2 separate regions of the Mus musculus genome follow, and region 2 is linked to region 1. Evidence: chromatin loops called from intact Hi-C (ENCODE). Cell type or tissue: left cerebral cortex. All regions are shown on one strand.

Region 1 (8,000 bases):
TGGAAGACCACGCCTTTAAGTGATGAGGTACCACCTAATTCTGTATACTTCACATTATAACTAAACACAACTAAATCGATAACAAGGTAGACAAACGGTTATACAGCTATGGGTAGAGTTCCCAGCAGCAATGATAATATACTAATTGATATAAGCAATGTGGATGCATCTCAAGACTATGTTCACCTAGCAGTCGGGAGTTTGGCTCACTGGTAGAATGTTTGCTGAGCAAGTCCAAGGCCATAGGTTCAGTTCCCAGCTCCAGAAGCAAAGAAAACACTACGCTCAAGCAAAAGATGCCCAAACATAAAAAATGTGCACGTTATGATATCATTCTGTTCATAACAACTCATTAGTAAGCAATTAATGTGTGATATTAGAAATCAGGACAGTACACTTGGGGAATCTACACAGGTGTGTTCCTGTGAAAACTAACTAAGCTGTGTACACTTCATTATTTGTGTCTCTCTCTGTAGGTGGAATATACTTCAATTACATTTACATTAAAAAAACAAGGTCAATGTTGGCTTTGCTATATACCCAGATATGATTAATTCTAGATAGGGATCTTCCTCTGACACTAAGGTCCTAATTTGATAGCAGGAAGTTTTCATTATATTAAATACTATTTTCTAGCACTAGATATGTAAACCTGTCATTTTAATTTGACCCTAGGATTAAATGGAGACATGTAGCTCTGAGAAACCGACTCTCATATCTTGTGAGATATACTGAGATGGGAAAACCAGATGCTACGTGTGAAAGAGGCACACACAAAAGTCCAAGCACCTTTCCTCTCTTCTTCAGATATGTCATGGATTTTCTGATTCACGAACTCAGCGTAGGATGCAGCGTACCACACCTAGAAGAACCAAGGACAGCATTAAGAACCAGCAGACATCACCAGCTGGGCTTGGCATGCTTAAATGACTTCTCCTGCTTACATAAAACAATTTGGGCATTTCATTAACATATCCATTAACGGCAAGGACCACGCTGTGAGCCTCCATGATACCCATCTGGCAGATGACCAAGGAGCATCGAGGATGCAGATGATCTGCCTGTTTCCTTCTTCCTTTTTAAAAATTGATGTTATTTTAAAAAAATTCACAAGGCTTACATTCATAGTATCTTTACCTAAATAAAACAGCCTTTTAGAACTCTACATTTAAATGTGGGTTTTTACACAGCTGTAATCATAGACGCTGTGACTCAGGTTAGTGATGGGATCATGGATGGGACTGTATCAAATGTTCCTGTTCCCAGTCTTCTTACCCCCTTCTGCATCTGTTTCACTCTCCTTGACCGTCTCCAGCCCTGTCTACAAAACTTCCACAGTTTGCTGCTGCTCCATGCTTAGTCTAAACCCTGAGTCTTCTTATTTCCTTTCTGGTATCACACCCATTTTCAACCAACTCTATGCTGATAACTAACTCCTACATCGTTTTCTTTTGCTTTAGTTTTATCCCTAGAGACTCATATATCCCAGGCTGGCCTCAAACTCAGTCAGTAGTTGAGAATGGCCTGGTTATAGGATTATGTACCATATATGGCTTATGCAGGATTGAAAATCGAGGCCAGGAACTTGTGCATAAATCCTCAGCCCTTTTATAGTTTTATCTTTAGACAAGATTTTACTAAGTTGCTCAGACTGGCCTCCAACTTGTAACTCTCCTGCCTCAGCCTGCTGAGTAGCTATGACTACAACCATGCACTGCCATGCACAGCTTTCATCCTTAATATTTAAGCAAGAATGGCTTTGCTGTCGTTTTGAATTTGAAGTGCTGGGAATGCAGCCCTCTGTATGTGCTGGCAAACTGCTCTACCACTGCTAGAACTAGCCATCTCAAATTCTCAATGTCCTACCTCCCAACAGCTACTCAGACATAAAATCTAAAACATGTCTTCTATTTCTCCATTCATTTGAGTAATCTTTAGCAAGAACCGTCCTCGGATGTGATATACCACCTGTTCAGTGTTTGAGCTACCAGATGCGTGCCCAACACCATTTTTTTGCCTAGATTACCACCTGGCCTTCTAACTAGCCTCTTTTTCCTTGCAATTCCCAATCACAATGGTAGTGGTGGTGGTCGTCGTCTTCTTCTCCTTCTGTTTAGTTTACGTGTATGAGTATTTTTAGCTTCATATCACATGTGCCTTGCCTGAAAAGATTATCAAAAACCCTGGAACTGGAGGTTACAGATGGCTGTGAGCCATCATGTGGTTGCAAGAAATTGAGCCTGGGTCCTCTGCAAGAACAGCAAGTGCTCTTAACCTCTGAGCCATCTCTCCAGCCCCATGGACGTCTTCTTAAAAAACTGGATTTTTCTGTATGGGTTTCCATTTGACTTTTCATTGTATGATAGACCTGAAAGTCTTAATTAATGATGATTCCCCCAAAGAACTCTGTGATCTCCCCAATACATCGCTACATACCTCAACCCTGTCACTACCCACCAATGGGCCAAGACGGCTTGCTCTTGGCTACCTGAGCATGCAGCGTACTTTCCAGCCTGGAACTGGACTCCAGGAATACAGTGTTGGTCCCTCTAAGTCTGCCATCCTTGCCCTTCACCTCTTAGCAAGCCTTCTATCCAGCATATGCAAATCGGTCCCTGTCTGTTACTCACTTTTGCATACGTCACTTACTCATTTGATATTGTTTGTTTTGCAACTTTCTGTTCTCCTCTCCCTTAGACTCAAGTCTGCTAAACACAGGGAAAGCCTGCTTTTTCTTAATGTAGGAAACACACGTGAAGTTCACTATGTATTAACTTCTAAATGAATTAATCATGCATAATTTTATGTGCATTAAATATATGAGTGTAGTAGTATAAGAAGACTTCTGTAGAACAGTGTTTTGTAGACTCTGTGTTCCACAATTCCTTAACTATGCCCCTCTGCTTATATTATCTTTTGAAGTTTGTCATTTTCCTATTACAAATTCTGTCCTAATCCATTACTTCCAAGACATATGTTTTTCCATCTCAGAAATCAAAATATAACTGGGTACAGTAGCATATATCTAGAACCTCAGCACTTAAGGGAGGACAATGCTGGGCTGCACAAAAACCCTGTCTCAAAGAAAACCAAAACAACCCCTCCCACCCCCCTGCTCCTCAATTCTGCACAGGCCTGGCCTGGCCCTGTGGGCTGTCCCCACCTCCTACAGGGCTCAGAGACTGTAAACAATTGCTAAGCAATTCAAGTGAAGATTGGAGGAAAAAAAAAAAAAACCTGTCATTTCAAAGCAGCACAAGGTTGGTGAGCATCTACAGGGTCTTGCTAAGGCACCAAGCAGAACTGTCAAATTTCCTGCTGATTTGATCAGAAAGCTCATTCATTCCCATGCACTGTTCACTTCAGAATAAATGCAACCCAATGGGACAGTGCAGTGTCAAGACTTGCAGACAGAATAGCAGTGATGTGAGAAAACACCCAAGAACATATCACTTACTTTGAAAATACTCAGGGTGTCCAGCATGGTGGGATAGCCTGAAATCCCAGCACTGGAAGGCTAAGATAAGATAGCCAGTGAGTTTGAAGATAGCCTGAGATACATAGTAAGTTCCAGGCCAGCCAGGCCTACACAGTGAGACCCTATTTTTAAAAAGAAAAGTACTTGGGGCCAACCATGCCTTGTTACTCACGCACCAGTGGGGCATAATTTTTAATTGAGCTCTAATCAAATGTAGAGTAGCTCCTTGGATGATGATGATGAAACAATCACTTTATTGATTTTATGAATAAACTACAATTTAAAAAAACCTGACAATATTCTTAATGGAGCATCTTAATAGCTGTTATGTCTTAAGAGCCAGTAAATATACCCTTGCCATGTTATAATATAACTAGTTCTTTCTGTTTTCACAACGGTTTCCCCAGATTATCTTTGAGAGATCTTGAACATTTTTTGTATTGGTTCAGAAATATTCATACTCTATAAGGTAATGCTGTAATCAAAGTCTCTGCTTTATGGTGGTGGTGGTGGTGGTGGATGTCCACCCGCACAGGGCAGGGATACGTGGACAGAGGTTAGGAGAAAGTCTCTTAGGAGCTGGTTCTCTATTGCCACCTTGTGGATCCAGGGACTGAATTCATGTCATCAGGCCTGTGTAAGTGCTTATCTCTACCCACTGAACCATCTCACCAGCCCTGGTTTTAAAACTGTCACTTTCTTTTTCTGGTAATTTAACCCAACACAGACAGTAACTCATACTTTGCTGGTTGATACCCTTGTCTTCTGCAATATTGAGGGTTCTCTCCAGAGTGCCACACACAGCAGGCACCCTCCACCGAGCTTTATCTTGAGCCCTTTTCGCATTTTTTAAATTATTGAGAAATCATTTAAACATGTTTTTACGATTGGTTTCTTCCAATTAAGCTCTGTTGCTGCAGTTCTCCACCTGCATCGTGAGGCCGGACTACAACACACTGCTCCACTTTCACATGCGAACATGGGAGTGATTACAGAGACCTCTTCCATCCAACTGCTTCCTTTTTATCTGTTTTGGTTCAGTGGTTGGTTGGGTCTTCTCTCTCTCTCTCTCTCTCTCTCTCTCTCTCTCTCTCTCTCTCTAACTATCCCTGCAGAGCAGCCTGGCACTAAACCCTGTCTCCCGGTGCTGAGATTAAAGCCATGCATCACCACTCCCAGCCTTCTTTTGTTCTCTGTACTGCTAGGTATCAAGCCCCGGGAGTGTTGCCTATGCTAGGCAAGTCCTCTACCCTGAGCCAGGTTCCTAGCCTTGGCTATTTATTACATCTTGCTGTTCTTTGGCTCTGCCCATCATCACGCCCACAGCTCCATCTGCTGTTTCAACGAGAGAGAACTGGGGGTGCAGCTCAGCAGCTCTCCACCCAGACCCAAGGGAGAGGGATGAGGAGGGGAGACATCTTTCTGTAACTAAAAAGCATTCTTTTCTTTCTTTCAGGCCATTATTATTATTATTATTATTATTATTATTATTATTATTATTATTACAAAACGTACTGGCTGCTACTCTTGGTACTATAAGGAGGAGGGAGCAGGAGACCAGGGAGTCAAGGTTGCTCCTTAGCTAAGTCATGTGAGTTAGAGGCCAGCGGGGACTACAGAAGGCCCTGTCTCTTATGGTTCTGGATAGATGGACCACAAGCCAGGGGATGCCCACCCCAAGCACAAACCAGAATCGATGTGTTATTGTTGTTTAAAAGATACAAATTTGGGGGGTAGGGAAATGTGGGCAGCTCTGGAAGGAGTTAATGGGAGGAAGTGGGAGTAACTATGACCAAAATACACTGCATGAAATTACCAAAGAATTAATAAAAATAGTTTTAAAGACCCTAACACAAAACAGACAAAACTTGTGTGTCAGTTGAGCGCAGTGGAACATGCCTGTAATATCCGGATGAGGGAGACTAGGCCAGGCACGTTTAAGAGCAGCCTGAGCTGTGCAGGGAAATCCACAGGCCCGGGGTGTAGCCGAGTGGGTGACTATCATGCAAAAGTACGAAAACCCAACACCTGGCAGTGCAAAAGAGAAAAAACAAAACCCAAAAAACAAGAATGCTCATGACATAGAGAATCATAGCACAATTTTTATTATGTCATTGAGTTCATAAATAAATTCTAACAATTATCCTCAAAAATTATTTCTGAAATCAGAAGCCAGCACATAAAATTATTTGAAAAAAAATTAAATTTTTAGATAAAGAAATCTTAGGCATACATCTGAATCTCACTTTATGAAATCTCCCATTTCACAAGAAACTCTTCCTCAGTACATACAGTGGCATGGGCACGTCAGCCACCTACCACCAGCACCAGTCTCCCCCACAGTGAGGGCCTCACCCCATGCTTCACACCCTGCTGTAGGCCCCTGACGAACATAAAAAATGGTCTATTCCCATTCTATTTCATTGACAAGATTATTAAAAGTCTACAGTGCACAATACAGTCAGCCCTGCTTGTTCAGGGTTCCACCAACAACAGAGTGAAAATACATGAATAACATCACCATCTGTACTGAAGCCCAAACATTAGGCATGATGACTATTTACATAGCATTTATCTTGCAGGAGCTATTATAAATAGACTGGAAATTATCTGAAATGTGCGTGAGGACATGCATGGGCTCTATGCATACACATATGTAAGAGATTTGAGCATCCGTAGACTTTTGTAACTGTGAAGGGGAGGGAGGGATCCTGGAAGCAACAGGAAGGCTGAAGTCACTCAATAACAGAGGAATTATCAGGGAAGGATCCTTTTATAGGAAAGAGCCCTAATCATCACCCTGGCTGGCAGGCAGCTGTGGATCCAGTTCTGTACCTTCAGTTCCTGCTTGGGCTCCACGTTCTTTATTGTTGTGTAATACACATGGTGGCCATATTGGTAAGCTACCAGGTTCTGTTCTAGGTGGTTCTGGGCTGGGCGCACAAACATCATCCAGTTACAAAGAGTCTCATCGGACAACTCAAACCACAGGTCTTCATGCAAATCCCTGTCTTTTCTGTCTCCTTTATCAAGAGAAACCTGTAACCAAAGAGAAGGTGAACTGAACTGTGTCCTCCAGAAAGGCAATATGCATTCTTAACTGCTGAGCCATCCCTCCAGCCCTGAGGAAGCATGCTTTTCTTTTAAATATATTTTTATTTTGTTTTATGCATGTGCCTGAGTGTTTGTCTGTGCATCACATGTACACAGTAACCCACAGAGTCAGAAGCAGCAGCAGATCCCCTGGAACTGTAGTTATAGATGGTTGTGAGCTGCCGTGTAGGTGCTGGGAACAAAAGCCTGCTCCTCTACAAGAGCAGAAAGTTCTCTTAACTGCTGAGCTGTGTGTCCACCTCTGCCATCCCCTGAGAATTATTCTTTAACACAAAGAACGCCACAAGTCAGACCTATTCCAAGACTCAAAACAGTCTCAATGCAACTGTTTCAGCACACACGGGGCACCCACTGCCACAGATGTCTCCATACTCTAGTTAAAGTCTTTCTTTTGGACACAGGACCTGACCCTAGGCCCAGGCTACCCTGGAATTCACAATCCTCCTGCCTCAGCCTCACAATTGCTGGGATTATAGGTATGTGCCACCACACAAGCTCTAAAATAAAAACTTTGTTTCAAATAGGTTCTCACGTAGCCCAGGATGGCCTGAAGCCCATCATGTAGTCAAAGGTGACCTTTATCTTGTGATCCTCCTGTCTCTCCCTCTCGGATGCTGGGATTACAAGGCAGATGAGCATTCGACCAAGATGCACTTCCAGCCCTCCATCATTTGGTTTAGAAGAGAAGATGCAGTTAGCATGGTGGTATGTGCCTTTCATCACAGCACTTGAAATCTGTATGTTTGGGGCGAGCTTGGTCTACACAGATTTCCAGTACAGCCAGGGCTATTTAGAAAGGCTCTATCTCAAAAAAATTTTTTTTATTAAAATAAACAAAAGAGAAAGTACACCAAGCTATTAAGAGTTTAACTTCATGATCTCCCTGGTCCCCCCAAAAAATCATGTGGGAATCCTATAATCCTGATTCCTCAGATGTGACTACAGTGGAGTCAAGATCTCTAATAGGGTGATTCTGCTACCACAGCATCATCAGGGCCGGCTGTAACCCAGTAAGGGGAAGCATGAACACAAACATGCGAGCCGGAAAAGACAGCCTACCATCATCTTCGCCTTGGCCTGGCAGTCTTCTGAGCTTTGAGAAGTACATTTCCATTATTTAAGCTACCCAGCAGGTACATGCAGTGTGCACATGTGTGCGTGTGCATGTGAAGACCAGAATATGCAATTTGGATTCTTTCTCTCTCTCTCTCTCTCTCTCTCTCTCTCTCTCTCTCTCTCTTTCCCTTCCTCCCTTCCTCCCTCCCTCCCTCCCTTCCTTCCTTCCTTCCTTCCTTTCTTCTTTGAGACAGGGTTTCTCTGTGTAGCTCTGACTGTCCTGGAACTCACTCCGTAGACCAGGCTGGCCTCAAACTCAGAAATCTGCCTGCCTCTGCCTTCCGAGTGCGGG
Region 2 (8,000 bases), 160 kb after region 1:
TCTCATAATTTGCGTGTAAAAGAATGAATAGCTTGCATTAGACTAGATGGTGGTCAGGTTTGGGCTATTCTGAAGTGCTCAGTAGAGGTTAGAGTTCCCATTTCACTTCATCATATATACCCAAAAGTCATTGTCTTAGTCAGGGTTTCTTTTTTTTTTTTTTTTTTTTTTTTAAATTATTTATTTATTATATGTAAGTACACTGTAGCTGTCTTCAGATACTCCAGAAGAGGGCGCCAGATATTGTTATGGATGGTTGTGAGCCACCATGTGGTTGCTGGGATTTGAACTCAGGATCTCTGGAAGAGCAGTCAGTGCTCTTAACCGCTGAGCCATCTCTCCAGCCCCTTAGTCAGGGTTTCTATTCCTGCACAAACATCATGACCAAGAAGCAAGTTGGAGAGGAAAGGGTTTATTCAGCTTACACTTCCACACTGCTGTTCATCACCAAGGAAGTCAGGACTGGAACTCAAGCAGGTCAGGAAGCAGGAGCTGATGCAGAGGCCATGGAGGGATGTTCTTTACTGGCTTGCTTCCCCTGTCTTGCTCAGCCTTCTCTCTTATAGAACCAAGACTACCAACCAGCCCAGAGATGGTCCCACCCACAAGGGGCCTTTCCCCCTTGATCACTAATTGAGAAAATGCCATGAGTTGGATCTCATGGAGGCATTTCCTCAACTGAAGCTCCTTTCTCTGTGATAACTCCAGCTGTGTCAAGTTGACACAAAACTAGCCAGTACAATTGACCCCTTGTCAACTTGACACACAAACACTTTACTAGTAAGCCTCAACCCTTAGTTCTTATTCATCCCCAAGGTCTAAATAACTGTAAACATCCCAGAGTCTTTACATATTCTTAAAATTTCAAATCTCTTTAAAATATCCATTTCTTTTAAAATCCAAAGTCTTTTTACAATTAAAAGTCTCTTAACTGTGGGCTCACTAAAATAGTTTCTTCCTTCAAGAGGGAAAATATCAGGGCACAGTCACAATCAAAAGCAAAAATCAATCTCCAACCATCCAATGTCTGAGATCCAACTCATAATCTTCTGGGCTCCTCCAAGGGCTTGGGTCACTTCTCCGGCCATGCCCTTTGTAGCACACACCCTGTCCTCTAGGTTCCAGATGCCTGTCCTCCACTGCTGCTGCTGCTCTTGGTGGTCATCATCTCATGGTACTGGCATCTCCAAACCCCTTCAGTCCTGGGCCATCAATTGCAACTGAGGCTGCACCTTCACCAATGGCCTTCCATGGCCTCTCACAGTGCCGAGCCTCAGCTGCTCTGTGTGACCCCTTCATGCCTTCAAAACCAGTACCACCTGGGTGACCCCTGTCCCCTCAGGTGGGTGGCAGTTGAGTGGATGCAAGGGTCTTGACACACATGGAAATCATTTCTCTCCTTCCATCATGTAGCTCTTAGGGATCAAACTCAGTAGTCAGGCTTGGCAATAAGTGTCTTTGCCTGCTAAACCATCTTGCCAGGTTGGTGATCCTCCCTTCTCCCAGACCACATCAGAATATTCCTACAGGATTCTTCAGCATCTTCCAACTGTACTGAGTAATGTAGTTGTGAGATAATTGGTCCTGTATGAATCGTTAAATGACTGCCTTTGCAGATGTTTGGAATAAACCTGAAACCTCTGGTTTATCTTTTGCTAGGCTCTTGCAGCCAATGCTGGAACAGGCTTCGCTGTTGCTGAGCCTCAGATTGCGATGTTCTGTGGGAAGCTGAATATGCATGTGAACATTCAGACTGGCAAATGGGAGCCTGACCCAACAGGCACCAAGAGCTGCCTTGGAACAAAGGAGGAGGTTCTTCAGTACTGCCAGGAGGTAAGAGTGTTGCCAGAACGTTCCCCTTCTCCCCGCTTTTCGGTGTCAGGGTTGCATGTGTTCCCCTGCCCGAGACCCAAGCACTAAGAACTGGAGCTCTAGCCCCTTTTGTTTCTAAGTGTGTGTGGTGTGATTTAGTATTGCAGAGGTTTTGCTTCTTGATACCCAGTGAGATTTGTTTTGGGTTGAAAGCCTGCTGCATTTATCTTACATGTAGATTCCATTTTTAAATATAATCTATGGGAGGAATCAGAAATATAAACCATCAAAAGAAAACCAGCCTTTGTCTTAGCTGCATGCACTGGAACTAGAGGGAGGGAGCAGGTGCAGCCTCCACATGCAGAACAATGATGGTGAGTTTGTGGATCTGTAAATACTGCAGAATGCTCAGTGAACAACCACATCATTGGGACCCCATGACCATCAAGATGAATACAGCTGAGGTTGACAAGGTCACAGGCAGGTTTAATGACCAGTTTAAAACCTATGCTATCACAAGATAGGCAAGTCAGATGATTCTGTTCTCCAGCTGGCTAAGGCTGATGATGGTGTCTCAAAAAAACTTTGGAGGAAATTCAATAATATCTGCTATAAAAGTGAGAAACAAAAAACAAGTAGTAGCTCAGTATATTTTTATTTTGTTGTTAGACCATGGAATAGTGTAGTAGAACTTGAGGTTGATGTAGCATATGGGTGGTCTCGGGGGTACTTCTTCATTTGCAGGCAGGTTTATTGTGTGGATTTTGTTGTTGTTCTTAAACAGATATATCCAGAGCTGCAGATCACAAATGTGATGGAAGCAAACCAGCCAGTCAATATTGATAGTTGGTGCCGAAGGGACAAAAGGCAGTGCAAGAGTCACATTGTTATACCATTCAAGTGTCTTGGTAAGTGCTTCTGTTTGCCTTTTAGAAGTGCCTCCCCCTCCCTTGAGCTGTGCTTGGATCCTAGTAAAGTATCTGCATGTGATAAAAATGAGTTCTCGCTGCTTCCTTGTGTTGGTGGTAGACTTCATCTCTGAGTTGACTGCCTCTCCCATTGTGAACCTCTTTTTGCCTCTGGCGAAGGGGCCTTTCACGGGACACCAGACAGAAAGAAGCGTTACCTACAAAGCAGGACAGATTCGCCCTTAGCATTAGCCATTTGAAATCAGTGGTAAGAAAGATAGTTTAGGAACAACACTTAAGAAAGCAGCCAAGGAAAATTGTCCTCTGTCCCTGCAGTTTATCTTGTTCACAATTGCACTGTTAGTCACATCAGGCAGTGGGTAGTTCTCTGGAGAGGGAACATGACTCATAGCATGTGGCCAGGTGCCAGGGCCAGATGCCATGTGGACCCGCCATTCTCCAGGGCTGGGGCTGTACCCAAGTGTTGTCATTCAGTCACTGGAGCGATAACCTTTAGTGCCAGCTTGAACAAAGCTGTGAGTGAGTGTGTTCCTCAGAAATAGGGTTGTTAGTGAATGCAGTCTTTTTTAACTCTTTGTTGCCTGACATGTGAATGGTTAACTCACAGAACTATCAATAGTCTGGGTGATTCAAGAACAGATTGGGTCTCAGATGCTAGTAAGGCTGAAAGAGTTGGCCTTGGTTCAGTCATATTAACACAGGTAAGGCACCAGCACTGACACCTGAGGAGGATCTCTAGATCTAGATGAGCCATCTGTTAAATGTATTCCTCTCCCTCACTCCGTTACAACTTTCCCTTAAAATACAGACAGCAGCAAAATGGAGTGTGTTGCTTTTATTAGGCTCACATGTAGCGAGAAAGTATTGCCAAGAGGAAGAAATAGACCCAAGGAGTCAGAGCATGCAGCAGCTCTTGTGTTGCTGTACAGCATTCCTCAGCAGGAAGGAGGGACAGTGTGTACGCTTAGCCATCTCCTTTAAATCTGCTGTGTAGTCTGGAGTATGCTAAAATATTTTTATGATATTGTTTAAGGATGGTCTTCCCTTCCGTTAGGTTCTGAGAAATCTACTTTAAAATTCTCAACGTGTAACTGAAACACCATTCTGTGTGTATATGTTTCCAGCTTCAGATTTTATTTTTATCTTTTTTAATTTTTTTGAGCCTTGAAGCTGTAACTGTAGCCTTGGCTGCCCTGGAATTGTCTGTGTAGAGCAGCTTGGCCTAGAACTCAAGAGATCCACCTTCCTCACAAGCGGGGGTTAAATGCTTGTGACAGCACTGCCCAGTTTAGTTTGATTGTTCTTGAGTCTTTCAGCAGCCTTCTGTCTTCATCACTGTGTTCTTAATGGTTTCTGTGATTAGAAAGTAAGTCCCATGAACACTGCCAGAGGTGAGATGACAGTGGTAGCCTGCGTGTGACCCGAGCGCACTGTGGAGCTGGGTTGTCCAGTGCCCGGCATGTACTAAGGTAATAGGCCCTGAGAGTAAGCTGCTGTTGGACCTAGCTCCTTATCTTTAAAAGCTGTGTTGGTTTAGTGGTTTGATAAAACAAGCAAAGAAGCAAAGCAATCCAGACCCCCCAGGGTACTGAGAATCAGAAACTGTGCGAACTTCTGGCTTACACCTCCTTCCATCAGATTGCTGCTTCTGTTGACGTTTTGTGTGGACTGTGACCGCAACCTTCATGCATGTTTCTCAGTCATGTTCGTTCGCAGTGTGTTGCCTTCAGTGATATAAGATGATCAAATTATGTCCTAGCATAGAATTCTATGGTTTCTATTCCTTATCCAGGAAGCTCTTTACTAAGTAAGGCTTAGAAACTCCAAGATTTGATCCTCCTTCCGGCCTGCCATCTTAACTACACTGTCTGGCTCTTGCTTTGTACTGTGCTAACATTGGACAGCTTGGGTTTGTCTGTCCTTGCTGCTGTTTTGAAAACACATGCTAGTATTGTCTGTGTGCCTGAGTGACACGGGGCAGAGAGGGCATGTGCCACATACACGTAGAAGTCAGAACAGGCTGTGAACTTGGCTCTCTCCTTCCACTTCATGTGAGTTCTGGGCTTGAACTTAGGTCACCAGGCTTGTTCAGCAGCTGCCTTTGCCTGTTGCCATCGTGCCAGCCCTGCTTTATGTGGTTCTGAGAGCAGCGTCAGAACTTATATTATTAAGAATTGTGTGACGTCAGCTTGTTACACTGCTGTTGAGAACTGTCAGCTGGGTAAGATGTTGCCTGCAGTCATACTGGCTGCCCAGATATGGCCTCTGGCTGTGTTCCTTTATGTTGCTTCGTCCTGTGCCTGTTTAGCATGTCTTCATCTTAAAGGAAATGTTTTCTTGTATAAAAAAAGGAAATGCCCCACACACACACACCCCACCCCCCACTCCACCACCCCTCCTATAGTTTTTCTCTTCTGAAGTTAGCCATTTTTTTCAGGAATTAGCCTAGATATGGACATTAGTTGTAGCTTAGTTCTATCAAGGCTGTTACTGTTTCTTGGCCCACTTGTTAAACAAAGCTGTCTACCTCTTCCTCCCAAGTGCTGGGATTAAAGGCATGTGCCACCACTGCCCAGCTAGGGCAACTCTTAAAAAGGAAGCATTTAATTGGGGCTGGCTTACAGTTTCAGAAGTGCAATCCATTATCATCATAGCAGAAAGGATGGCAGCACACAGGCAGACATGGTGCTGAAGAAGAGCCGAGAGTTCTACATCCAGATCTGCATGTAGCAGGAAGAAAGGGCCTGGCTTGGGCTTTTGAAACCTTAAAGTCTACCTCTAGTGGTACACTTCCTCCACCAAGCCCACGCCTCCTAATCTTTCTTGAGTGGCACTACTAATGCCTAAACTAAGCATTCCAATATATGAGCCTATGGGAGCCATTCTTACTCGTACCAACACAACCCCCTTGGTAAGATCAGTGACTCCCCTTTTCTTAACTGAGAGACTTGAAGGTGGCTTATAGGACCAAGGCATGAGGTCAGAACTAGTCATGGTTCTGCTTAGTTTTCTCAGAGCTAAGCTAGAAATCTTTTCTTAGTATACGGTGCCTGTACCTTCTCCCACACTCTCCTTTTCTTTCTTTTTTTGAGACAGGATTTCTGTGTGTAGCCCTGACTATCCTGGAGCTCCCTCTGTAGTCCAGGTTGGCCTCTGATCTCAAATCCTCCTACCTCAGCCTCCAGAGGGCTGGGATTAAAGGCTAGTACCACCAAACTTGGTCTCCCTTTGTTACTTTCCCTGCATCTAACCTCAGGCTTGCTTGTTTGCTCTCCCATATTCCTTACTTGCATCTTTGCCATAGAAAAGAAAGCACACATAGATCTTTATTTTCTTCTGTTTAGATCCTCTGTGGACATGTGAGTACATCAAAATCACCTGGAAAGCAAGTTAGTGAGTCCGTCCATACAAGGCCTAATCAGGATCTCTGAACAGTAATCCAGTTACACTCACACTCACACACACACACACACATACACATACACACATTCTCCCTCTCCCTCTCCCTCTCTCATTCTGTCTTTGTCTCTCTCTCTCTTTCCATTTTTTATTAGGTATTTAGCTCATTTACATTTCCAATGCTATACCAAAAGTCCCTCATACCCACCCACCCCCACTCCCCTACCCACCCACTCCCCCTTTTTGGCCCTGGAGTTCCCCTGTACCGGGGCATATAACGTTTGCAAGTCCAATGGGCCTCTCTTTCTCTCTCTCAATTTTGGAAAGTTAATAAACATCTAAATCCTTACCTTGGTAATGATACTAATCTTCGCATCCATCTTTCCCATCTGTGTGACAGTCAGTGCAGGAGCCCCATCACTGTATTGGAAGAAAGACAGAGTTCCTTCCATCCCTTCAAAGTTGAGACCTAAGGAGAAGAAAGCCGTGAACACCTCTACCTTTAACCTATATTTGTAAATTTTTGCTTGACTTTTCCCAGCCCCTCAGTGCCTTCCACATACACTTTGGTTGCTAAATTATTTGAAAATAACTTGGGACGTTGAAACAGCTTGCTTCTAAAAACAGGAACAATCTATTGCAGTGACTGCCCTTTAAGAAATTTCCCTAAATGTTAAAATGATCTTTATAGTTTCCTTTTTAATAAAGAATCACACATTATATTTGACCAGGAGAGTTTCTGTCTTTTAAATCTCAAAAGGCTATATATTCTGAGTCCAGACCTTTGTTTAATAAACTGTTCCTGGGGGGTTGGACGTCGGTCCATGCAGTAGTTAAGAATACTTGCTGCTCTTGGTAGAAGACCAGAATTAGCTTCCTAATACCCATGTCTGGGAACTCAAAACTGCCTGGAACTCTAGTTCCAGGGGGGTCTGTGCTCACCTGCACCCCAATGCATATAAATATACGCATGCACGTACATGCACATTAAAAAAATCCTTGAAATGTAGAACTTCTCAGAATTTGAATTTGTTTTGTTAGGATTACATTTAAATTATTAGACTTGGCAGGCATGCTGTAGATGATACTGATACACTCTGAGGGCATTGCACATGTCAGCTTGTCCTGAATTGGAACGTTATCGTGGTCACTAAGTTTTGGTAGTTTCCCACTGAAAAGGTTCCTTGCTCTTTTGTGATTAATCATCCACTTAAAATTTTATCTGTATCAGTGGTTCTAATAGTTTTGTGAAGAAAGGTTCAGCACACTGGTCATGAGGTGTGTCTACTTGAGGTGGTCATGGACAGGGATCCTGTCACATCTCCCAGAAATGTATTGCAGTAGTTCCTGCACAGGATTGTAGCCAGGAAATGTTACTGCCCAAGCCGCAGGTGGGATAGGGGAGTCCTTCAGTGTCCACGCGTGCGTATGTATGCCTGGATGTGCAGCGACCTGTAAACATTAATCGGAGGATCGGAACTGAAGGCTGGCTGTGTTCACCCTGAAGCACAACCAGATTTGCTTCTGACAAAGGCTTTTTGTTTCTCCCAGTGGGTGAATTTGTAAGTGATGTCCTGCTAGTTCCAGATAACTGCCAGTTTTTCCACCAAGAGCGGATGGAGGTGTGTGAGAAGCACCAGCGCTGGCACACGTTAGTCAAGGAGGTAAGAGCTCGCCTGGAGCAGGCAGTCGCCAGCTGTCAGAAGAGGAGAATTCCTTTCAACCAACACCAGCCAACACCAGGGTGTTTGTCTGTCTGTCTGTCTTCCTTTTATAAATGTGTAGTTCTAGCTGGCCTGGTACTTGATATATAGCTCGGGCTGACCTGGAACTCATCACAATCCTCCAGCTTTAGCCTCC

The links. Hi-C counts contacts between places; a loop is a spot of excess contacts. Peaks named below come from ENCODE experiments on the same cell type or tissue, not always from the same donor. Only the 100,000 strongest peaks of a DNase experiment are listed, where the experiment ranks them.
Region 2: a loop joins it to region 1, with 9 times the contacts of the local background. A loop is called at or near these places in 17 of 42 quality-filtered maps.

The regions. Positions count from the first base shown.
Region 1 is chr9:31,328,179-31,336,178 of GRCm38, reverse strand. Prdm10 (PR domain containing 10) reads right to left here. Exons shown (of 21, transcript NM_001368846.1): 6 at 6,314-6,517; 7 at 790-862. Among named protein-coding and RNA genes, the nearest start is that of Prdm10, 19 kb to the right of the region's middle. In left cerebral cortex, a CTCF peak has its summit at 4,092 (motif pointing left); DNase peaks (open chromatin) are centred at 4,102, 4,782, 5,101 and 5,432; H3K27ac peaks cover 2,529 bases.
Region 2 is chr9:31,171,738-31,179,737 of GRCm38, reverse strand. It overlaps Aplp2 (amyloid beta (A4) precursor-like protein 2), which reads left to right. Exons shown (of 18, transcript NM_001357698.1): 2 at 1,660-1,833; 3 at 2,597-2,720; 4 at 7,692-7,804. It also overlaps the pseudogene Gm33535. Among named protein-coding and RNA genes, the nearest start is that of Aplp2, 36 kb to the left of the region's middle. In left cerebral cortex, a CTCF peak has its summit at 5,906; DNase peaks (open chromatin) are centred at 1,797, 2,853, 3,150 and 3,565; H3K27ac peaks cover 2,479 bases.